2 separate regions of the Mus musculus genome follow, and region 2 is linked to region 1. A link is a loop called in an ENCODE intact Hi-C map of the cell type or tissue named here. Cell type or tissue: heart. All regions are shown on one strand. Links, peaks and the distances in the headings refer to the core of each region. The heading gives the core; the rest is flanking DNA.

The links. Peaks named below come from ENCODE experiments on the same cell type or tissue, not always from the same donor. Only the 100,000 strongest peaks of a DNase experiment are listed, where the experiment ranks them.
Region 2: it touches region 1 in a loop (2.0-fold over the local background); 6 of 42 quality-filtered maps call a loop at or near these places.

Annotation. Positions count from the first base shown.
Region 1 is chr4:57,724,523-57,729,899 of GRCm38, forward strand. All of the region lies in intron 6 of Pakap (paralemmin A kinase anchor protein), which reads left to right. Among named protein-coding and RNA genes, the nearest start is that of Gm35099, 28 kb to the right of the region's middle. In heart, for the core only: no CTCF peak of the experiment used is centred there; no DNase peak of the experiment used is centred there.
Region 2 is chr4:57,774,574-57,779,950 of GRCm38, forward strand. The region is part of intron 7 of Pakap (paralemmin A kinase anchor protein); the gene reads left to right. Among named protein-coding and RNA genes, the nearest start is that of Gm35099, 22 kb to the left of the region's middle. In heart, for the core only: no CTCF peak of the experiment used is centred there; no DNase peak of the experiment used is centred there; H3K27ac peaks cover 262 bases.

The DNA of each region.
Region 1 (5,377 bases), core at 95-5,094:
AAACTCCATGCTATGTATAGGAGGGATTTGAGCCTCAGTGAATTCGGTACCCTCAGGGGTCCTGGGAATGCCCTGTGGGTGCTGAGGACTGCTCCTGCTTGCCAGCATGGCTGTTCTGACATCACTCACAGTCTCTATACAGCTAATGCTCGGGATTTCTCCCAAGATATATTCTCAGCTGAGTGTATAACACTGTAAAGGTTTCACTACTCTCAGGTCTGGCTGTCCCGTGGAACCTCAGATGGGGCTGTCAGTTACGACACTTACCTACCTACTCCACCCACAGCATCCTCCTGTGGCAAGGGGGCTATTTGTGGCTCAACAGCTGGGTTCCAGGAGAAGCTTTCCAGGGAGAAAGCCAAGCTTGAAGCCTTATCTAGCCTCTCACCGAATCTTTCTGTCTCTTCTTCATGCTATGACGCCGTCCTCAGGGCTACCCAGGGGCAAGGGTAAAGCATCTGGATGCTTTACTGAAGAAAGAAGTGTAAAAAAAAAAAGTAGAAGACTCTTTGAGCCCCTTAAAAGGAGCTTGAGAAAGCTGTAACAGGGACAAAAAGCTGTGGACTCCTCTACTAGACTTATATTTAAGTATGTGGCTTGAGATGTCACAGAAGCCAAGTGGATCTTTGCTTCAATAGGCTGTATGAATATCTGATGGTCCCTACTAGATGAGATGGACTTTTCAACTACGGGGGGGAGGGTGGCGGTCTTGGGGGGACCTCTTTCTCTTCAGGAAGCTCTGTGCCCAGCACAGTGCTTGGTACACAAAATGGACCCAATAAATATTTGTTGTGTGGGTGGGTGGATGGATGGATGGATGAGAGACTGATGGGTAATAAAGGTTTTAGGTCTGAGAATCTGGAGTCTGATGAAGAAATCTGGGACTCTGCATACCTCCCCAGAACTCACCTGTTGGGCACTTCTCCCAGGGAACAGGATGATGATAAGTAGACTCAGCCCCCAGAATCCACAAAGCCTTGGCTTTGGACTTGTTTGGAAGACACCAGAGCAGTCAGGGCCTGTCCTGTCCTGCAGCCTCAGTCCCTTGCAGGATCAGCAGCTATGGGAGGCCTAATAGCCAGGGAAAACCTCTCAACTTGCAGTAAAGAGAAACTAAAACCAGGAGTTGAAGAGAAAATGAAAATTGATAGTGGCCATCGTGTGCTGCATTGTCTCCTTGGGTGCAGCTCTCTCTTTTCCTGGTTACAGCCTAACCTGAAGCAACCACAACTCTCAGGGGCTTTCCCTGGGGACTCCAAACCACAGCAGCAGCAAGGAGGGAGGCAGGAATTCCCCAAGACAAAAGTCCCCACTCTTCTGGCTAGTTGAGAGGTCTGATTGCACCTTTCATGGGGTGTAAAGATATCCACCTTTCACCTACTCCAGCATCTACCAGTCATAACTGGCTCCCAACCCCACAATCAGCACAAAGAAATTAGGGAGGGAGCCCTCGGGAGTCTCATGTGATTCTCAGGGCTGACCAAGAAGCCCTTTCCTTGGCTTCTTTATTCCCAGTAGTCTGCTGGGAACCAGAAAGGCTGACTTGTCAGGTATAGCGCAAGCCAGCTAGCCATCAATTGTCTATCTCAGGACCTCTTTCAGTGGCATGACACAGTCCTCTGCTTTTCATGGTGTGTCTTAGCTCATGCTGTGGTTTCAGTTCTGTGGAGCATGGCATCAGCAGGGACGTGTAAGCTCAGAGAAGACAGTGACAGAAAGCCACCACAGTGCTGTCAAATGCAAGGACCTCTGGCCTGACAGTTCTTCCCTGCACACCCTCGACACCGTGAGCATGCACAAACACAGCATAATTGTGCATAGACAGATATGCACGGATGCGTGTTGTATATGAAGGGGTGCAGGAAAGAAACTGCTGAGTGGTTACTCCACTCTTGGGGTAAAGTTTTATTGTGAATAAGATAGGAAGAAAATATCCGGAGGAAAATGCCAGAGCAGAGAGAGAGACAGAGACAGAGACAGAGACAGAAAGAGAGACAGAGAGAGAGAGAAACAGACTGGACATGGCCAGGGCTAGGGAAGGGAGAGAGTGGGAGGGAATGGTGAAGACAGCAGGATAGTGAGAGATAGAGACTAGAACATAGTGACAGGGACGGACTATCGGAGCATACAGAGAGTGCAAGAGAATAGCAAGGGAGGAGGGGTCCTGTTTATAAGGAGGAGGAGGAGCTGGGAAGAGGAAAGGTCTAGGATGCTATCATGAACTTTGAAATGTATAACAGGCACATATAGTATTGAAGGAGTAGAGGCCAGCTTTGATATGCTGATGGGCACCATAGGTGGCCATAGGTGGCTTTAGCCAGAGATAGGGGAACTGGCTTCACAAGTTCCTGAGGAATGCTGGCTTTTATCTACCCACCAGAAATCCTCCTATCACTGAGGTTGATCTCATCTCTTACTCTATCGGCAGCCTGTGAGACCGAACACATGTGTGCACATGTATATTCACAAGGGCACGTTCAGGCTCCCCTTGAGAAGGCCTTACTTAAGATGAGACACTCCAGCTGATGACTAGAAATGAGGAAGGCTGTCAAGCCAGGAATATTCCATACTAAAGGAGCAAAGACTCTACACCCCCACACCTGGTGGTCTAGGCCAAAGGAATCCACTCATGTCTGTTGTTTTGCCTCTGGGACAGGGACTACAGTCTACTCTGTCCTGCCTTCCACTGCCTTTCTCCATCACCCTGACTCCTAAATATTAGCCACAGAGGGTAACAGGTATTCATTTTAGTCCATACACCACGAACAAGAAACACCAAGTTTTCTAGTCTTGCAAACAGTTTGGTCTCAGTGGTTGTTTTTGTTTTTGTTTTTGTTTTGTTTTGTTTTGAGATTCCCTCCGACCCAGGGTTCGCAGAGGAAGGTGCCATGCTTTTCCTGAGGGCCTACCTCCAGTGGTCCTCTGCAATGCCATGGTCCTGGCCTTCACAGGCTCTTCAAAACTGAAGTCTGGGTATGTGTAGAGTCTGTCTGAATTAGCAAGTGTCTACTCACATAGACTCAACGCCTTAGGCAAACAGAAAACACGAATTGATTCTGAGAGTCCCCTTAAACAGGAAGTTCCAATAACCAGATGTGGAGGCACAAGCCTGCAATTCCAGCTCTCTGGAGGGCTGAGTCAGGAGGCTTGCAATAAGCTCCAGGCCAGCCTGGGCTATACAGAAAGTTCCAGGCCAGCCGGAGCTATATATAGCTCAAAACAAAGACAAACAAAGCAAAACTTCAGAAGGGCAGGGATTTTTATTTGATGATCTTGCCCTAAGTGTCCAGAACCATTGTGGACCTTAGATGATGCTTCTTAAGTAACTTAAGCCGTGAATGGCTCTGTTTCATTGTCTGCACTTGGATTTCAAACTTTTGTTTTGTCTCCTTAGCTATGCTTGTTTCAGGTTTATTCTTAACTCTTCTTTGCAAAGAAGGGAGATCCCCCTTGCTGCCTGGACTAATGTCCTACTCATCCATGGGAAACTGTTTTCCAAGCCTCGGGCTGCTTGGGGATGTTGTCTCTAAGCTCCACACGCATCCTAGAAAGATTTGAACTTCCTCCCTGATCTCAGCTTTGCTGGGCAGAGCTAAGCCTGACCTGAAGAGTTTATTGTTGCTGTTATTACTGCTTTGAGAAAAGATCTCACAGTGCCCAGGCTGGTGGAGAACTCAGCCTCCCCCAAGTGCTGGATTAAGATAATATTTATTATAGAAGTGTGTGGGCTTATAATCCCAGCACTCTGAAGATAGGAACATTGGGAGTTTAAGGTCATCTTCTGCTACATAATGAGTTGAGACCAGCCTGGGCTACATGATACCCTGTATCAAAGCAAATCGTGTGTGTGTGTGTGTGTCTAGATTATAAGGACAAAACAAGATCATGTTAGGCTGGGATTTACCTGCTGTAAATTTGGGTTTCAACCCAGGCTTCCCGGTGTATGACTCACTGCATAATCCCTGCTCCAGCCTGGACCATCTCCCTGTCCTGAACGTCCTGTTCCTCTAAAATGTTCTCCACCGTGCCTGCCTACAGAAAAATTACTCATCCCTCTGGGCCAGGGCTGCCACAGCCTGCTCTCACCCTTGCCAGAGTTCATATCTCCTTCACATCCACGAACTCTCTCTTTTCTATTCCCATAAGAAAAACCTTGTCATCTGTCCAGCTCACTGTCCACAGGTCTGTCCTTTGGCTAAAGGTAACTTGCTTTAGGACAAGGAAGCTGCCCCATGAGAAAGCTCATGACCACCACCCGTGCTTGCTTATTGCATGGCCTCACATGCAAACAAACAAAAATGTTCACTGGGTACTCATTGGTGAAGAAAAATAAGGCTGTGCCAGGTTTCCAAGTGCCCACTGCCTCTTCTCACTCCTTAGTCTAGGGCAGTCCTTGGGCAATGTGATGTGTGATGTGTGAAGAACAGACCTTGGTCTCAGGGTTTATGCCAGCAGAGGCCGAATATCACTCAGTCTAGAATAAGCAGAAGGGAATGTGGCCATGAATGAGCATGGAGGCACCCTAACATGGAGAAAAGGTCACTGTTCCAAAGGCTAGGACCTCTGCTTCCAGTCCAGTGTCACTGCCAGCTGTGTGAGCTGTGGCCTGTGGGGAGCTTGTCCCTTCCCAAAGCCCGGCAACTTCACCTATTTTAGAAGAGCAATGCCACCCCCTTCCTTACCCCTTCCACCAGGTGTGTGCGTGTGGTGAAGGGAAAGCCATAGCACCTGTGTGCTTTGCTGTCCTCCTGCAGTGGTAAGGACAGGACACATGGCACACTGCTCTTTGGTAATAGCTCTGTAAACACAGACAGTAGGATTCAGTAAATGTAGACTATCGGCTGGAATGAACAATCCAGGAAAGGCATGTTGGGTGGAGTTCCTGAACTCTAAGTGCTAGAAGGATTCAGCTTTGCCTCCCGTCAAAAACAATTCCCAGGGGTAGCGAGATAGCTGATGGGTAAAGGCGCTTGCTACCAAATAGGAGGACCTGAGTTTGATCCCTGGGACCCAGGTAGTGGAAGGAGAGAAATATACTCCTGAAGGTTGCCCTCTGACCTGCACACCCTTGCAGTGCATAGCATGTGCACACACACACATGTAAATAAACAAAAATATTTGAAGTCGCAATTCTGCTCCCCTTTTACACCATCAAATGCAGCCCGAGTTTGCTGCGATGATCGAAGCGACTGAATGTCACACTGCAGAAGCAGAAGTATGGGAGCGGTTGGCGTGAGAGAGGCTTCAGGATTGCCCATGCATCCTGAAGAGTTTATTCAACCCCTATGTGGTGGCATGCCCTTTGTATCAGTCAGCTTTCTCTCTCGGCTCTGGGGCTGTAATGTGTAGCCCAGCAGTGGGGTGTCATTGCTCATAG
Region 2 (5,377 bases), core at 196-5,195, 50 kb after region 1:
AATTTTTATCTCAGCTCTAGCTGTAATATTGCTGACGCTCTGATTTGCCCTCAGTCACACAAGGGAGAAAAACAATAAAAAGCACAGGCTTGTCACAGGAGCACAAGACCAGCCCTGCCCTGCCTCCCAGCACGTGAGCACCCTACTCTACCTCCTCTGCACCCCTATCTTATCTCCGCCTGCCTATGAATTACTTAGCATCCAGGAGCCTCATTTGGGAGCAGAGGACACCGGGCTCTAGGAGAAATGATAAGATGAAAACTCTTCTAAGACAAGATGTTGTCTGTCTGGGTTTACTTGTTTTTGCTGAAGTGTGTTCTGTTCCATTTTATGGCCTTCAACCAGTAGGTTGCTGGGATTCTAAACCTGGAAAGCTTACATCTGTCAACTGCAGTTTCTTTTTCCTTTTAATGTTTGAAAATTAGATTGATTGTGTGTGTGTGTGTGCTCCCGAGAGTGCACACGTGTGCACATGCCATGAACACACATATAGAAGTCAAGATAACTTATGGGAGTCACTTCTCTCCTTTTACTTTGTGGGTCACTAGGATTAGGCACCAGCCATCAGTCTTGTTGGTAAGTGACTTTATCTATTACACCATATGTTGCCAGCACAACTACTGTGGTTTTAAAGTGATTTTGGACTAACCATGGTCCCAATCTGACAAGGCCTAAAAACAAACAAACAAACAAACAAACAAGCCCAAGAAAAGAACCTTTTTTTAAAAAGTAGTTTGTGTGTGAGGCTGTTTTGCCTATAGGTATGTCTGTGCACATGCCAATGAGGCCAAAAGAGTGTGTCAGATCCTCTGGGCCTGGAGATATAGGTGGTTGTGGCTTGATGTGGATTAGAGAACTAAACCCAAGTCCTCTGCAAGAGCTACAGATGCTCTTACCAACTAAGCCAGCCCATTAAAAAAAAAAAAAAAATCAACGATTATTGCCTCTGCAATAATCAGGGCAATAGTCAGGATTGTTAAGATTTTTAAATGTCAATATAGTCTTCTATTTCCCCTGCTACTACTAAAAACCTTCACAGTTCTTTCTATAATTTAACAGTCTGTACTTAAAAGTTCAGAGGGAGGGAAAAACTTGGAAATTACTAAGAAAACCACAGTTTCTTATTTTGTTTTTCTAGGACTCAAATGCAAGGCTCTGTTTACACTAGGCAAACACTCTGCCTTCTGAATATGTTGCCAGCCTGTTACCATTACAAAACAAAGCTGGGCTTGCTAGTGCAGGCCTTTAATCCCAACACTTTCCAGGCAGAAGTAGGAAGATCTCTGTGAGTTCAAGGCAAGTCTGATCTACATAGGAAGTTCCAGGACAGCCAAAGCTATATAGTGGGACCCTGATTTAAAAGCAAACAAACAAGCAAACAAACAAACAAACATAACAAAACCCAAAAACCAAACACTGACTATATTGTCACATGTCTGTAATTCCAGCACTTGGGAGGCTGAGACAGGCTTTCCAGGAGTTTGAAGCTAGTCTGGGTTACAAAAGAACAAGCAAAGCACCAAACCCAAGACCAGGAGAAGCCCACCAACACCTCCTATTGCTACTTGTGCAGGTCCCCTCTCCTCCACCGTCCCTTTTTGGACAGAGTTTTCATGCAGCCCAGTCTTGCCTTGAGCTCACTTGCTATGTAGGAAAGGATGACCTTGAATTTCCGATTCTTCTGACTCTGCCTCCTGAGTGCTGGGATTTCAGGGGTGCACTATCATGCCCAGTTGACTTTTATTTATTTATTTAGAGACAAGGTAGCCTGTTACCTAGATTAGCTTGAAAGTCACTAGCTTCAAATTTGAGATCCTTCTGCCTGAGCTTCTTGAAGGCTAGGCTTATATGAATGTGTGTGTGGTTGGTTGATTGGTTGGTTTGGTTTAGTTTGAGACAGGGTTTCTAGTAGCTCAGACTGGCTTTGAAGTTGCTATATAGCTCCTATCTCTGCCTCCTAAATTCTGGGATTACAGGAATGGGCTACTATAGCTAGTTTAGTTTATTGTTTTCTTTTTAGGAGAAAGGCTAACTGTGCTCAGCACAGCCTGCCTGACCCGGAACTGCTCAGGTTGTCCTTGAATTTCCATGAGTGTGCCATCCATCCCAGGTCCAACGGTGTTGTGATTAGCCACATGGGCCACCTCACTTGGCTTTCATGGGTTCGTTTTTAAAAGAGCCATTTTAAAAGGTTGAAACAAGTTGGTTGGGATGGTACAAGCCTTTAATGCCAGCACTCAGGAAGCAGAGGTAGGCAGATGTCTATGAGTTCAAGGCCAGCCTGGTCTACAGAGTGAGTTCAAAGACAGCAGGGGCTGAACAGAGAAACTCTGTTTCAAAAATATAAAACAAAACAGCTGGGCGAATGAAACCAGTGACCACTTCCATGTATCAGAGTTTGGCAGAAGAGACCAAATGTGAGGATTCAGGAAAAGGAAACAAACATGGAGTAGGTGGGAAAGAACTTCTCCGGGCACAGGAAGTGAGAAACCCTGGAGAGAAAGCAAAAGAAAGGCAAGCATGGATCCAGGCTTGAGAGGAAACATGGCCCTGGAGCCAAGTGTTCTCAGAGGAAGCTGTCCCTGTCCTGTTTGCTTCCCTCCCCCTTCCTTCCAGGGGAGACCATGCTCCCCAAACCAGGTTGTAGGCAGCATCAAATGCAAACAAATCCAGATTCCTGGATCTAGATCACTCAATACATATGTAACACATGTAACACACGCTCACACATGTTCATACATGTGCCTTCACAATACACATTCATATGCACATGGAAACACACACACATGTCACACACATATACACATGTGCACGTGGGAACCTGTCCTAACCTTTTAGAAGTTAGTTGTTTTTCTTTCTTTAGGTCAGGATTTTGTTTTGTGTTTTGTTTTTTCCTGACATGGTCTCACTCTGGCTCCCAAGAGTTTATTAATAATAAAGTCCTGGCCGGCTGGTCTCAGACTCGTGACATCCCTCTAGCCTCAGCCTCCCAGATTCTGGGATTATAATCCTGAGACACCACATGCAGCTGTTTTCTTGTTTGTTTTGAGAAAAGGCCTTGGTGCATCGTCTGGACTGGCTGTGAATTTGAGATTCTCCTGTCAAGAGATTCCTGGATTCCCTGGCTCCAGAACAGTGATCTTGTTTTAGATTTATCTTTGTTTTTGTGTTCATCTGGTGGTTCTAGAGGGAGATGGGGAGTGAACAGCTGCTTCAAAAGGCTTGAGTGAAGGCTGATCCTTCTCTATCAGGGAAGAATAATACATCAACTAGGACTGCAGCTTCAAGTCAGGGAAGTACATGAATCCACTCAGAGATTCCCTCCTGACAACCAGGTCATCTCAATTAACTCAGACAATCACAAGTGACAAAAGCCACAGCCAGTTTGTCCTCACTTTTTTTTTTCCATTTGGTGGTGGTGGTGGTGGTGATGGAGCAATAGGGTTTCCCTATGTAGCACTCAGGCTGACCTCAGACTTATTAGGACCCCTCCCCAAACTGATGCTTTTCACCTCAGCCCTTGTTAGAAGGACAGGATGGTAAATTCTCTTCCATTGTGGACAGTTTGGCCTCTTTGGATTTTCAGATCAGCTTTCTGGGACAGTCTCAGGTCTATTTGTTTGTTAGTATGTTTGTTTTTGTTTTTGCTTTTTTAAGACAGGCTTTCTTTGTGTGGCTCTGACTGTTACTCTGTCGCCCTTGAAACTCAGAGAGCAGCCTGTCTCTGGGATGTAAGGTGTTTGCCACCACTGTCACATGGCTAATCTCGTGTCTTCTTAAACTTTTCTTCTTTTAGCTTGGGTTACCTGTTCACTTCCACAGCTAGGCCATTATGGACTTAGTTCATTTTGCTCAGTTTGGGTTCTGTTGGCCCATGTCTAGTCTGATGGCTTGTCTATCACTTTCTATATCTTATTTCTTGAGTCCCTGGATGGCCACTCCTGCCCAGAGTGTTGTTTAAAGTGCTCCAACAGCTGAGAGGTGTCACAAAAGAAAAATGTTCACCTAGTTTGTAGTGAAAGAAATCTCACCTCTCCCTAAGACACAGCAAAACCCCTGTGGAAGGCTGCCTACCACGGAGGGCCATCTGTCCTGGACAAAGTAGGGCTTTCACAAGCAGGTGACATTTATTCCTCCAGGTTGTTTCATCCATGGGAGTGGGAGCTGTTTATTTTCACTAAAAGGCTGCTAAAACACATCTAGGAGCTAGTTGTAAAATGCTCAGCTTAGCCAAGGTATGCTACAAAAAGATTGCACCATGCATCAGATCTCGGGACAGAGACTTATGGGGGGGGGTGCTCACATACACACATTAAATAATACCAAAAATAAGTTTAAGCATGGTTACTGCTTCAATATTTTGAAAAGTAACATAAAAGTTTTCTAATATAATATCAGCGTGTATTGAACAAGTTTTATCCTGGCAATGTTACTAGCATTTTAGTTTTTTGGTTTTTTGTTTTTGTTTTTTGTTTTTTTTTTTTTGTTTTTTTTTTTCTATAGAATGCTATAAACTTGAAAATTAAATAGAACATGGACATTGCTTTGGAAAATAAATAATTCATCATTTAACTCAATTCTAATGATGAAGCAAATCTCAATCTCTCTCTCTTTGAGACAGGGTTTCTCTGTGTAGCTGTAGCCTTGACTATCCTGGAACTCACTCTGTAGACCAGAACTCACAGACCAATCTCTTCCCTCAGCCTCACAAATGCTGAGATTTAAGGTGTGGGCCACCACTGCTCAGTAATGAAACAAATTTCCTTAGTAACTTTTATGCTTACTCTAGTTTAGGCATGTACGAGGAGAGGGAGATGATGAAATACTTGCCAAGTTGGGGTCTGTATAGAACATCACCTCTGCTTTGATTTTGGAGGCCTTCTTTGTCTAGTCTGTGGGCTGTGAAATAAATACCTCCCCAAGCATACTTCTTGCAGGGAGCATTCTCATGTGATACTGATGTATTCAAAATAGTTCGGGATGTAGGGCACCCAATGTCTTTCTTTTTCTTTTTCTGTTTTCCTTCTCTTCCCTTCCTTTCCCTTCCCTTTCTTTCCTTTCCCTTCCCTTCCCTTCCCTCCCCTCCCCTCCCCTCCCCTCCCCTCCCCTCCCCTCCCCTCCCCTCCCCTCCCCTCCCCTCCCCTCCCCTCCCCTCCCCTCCCCTCTCTTCTCTTCTCTTCTCTTCTCTCTCTCTTTCCCAAGACAGAGTTTCTCCGTGTAGCCCTGGCTGTGCTGGAACTCACTCTGTAGACCAGGCTGGCCTCGAACTCAGAAATCTGCCTGCCTCTGCCTCCCAAGTGCTGGGATTAGAGGCATGCGCCACCACTGCCCAGCATTCTTTTCTTTTTTGAGAGAAGATCTCACACTGTAGCTCAGG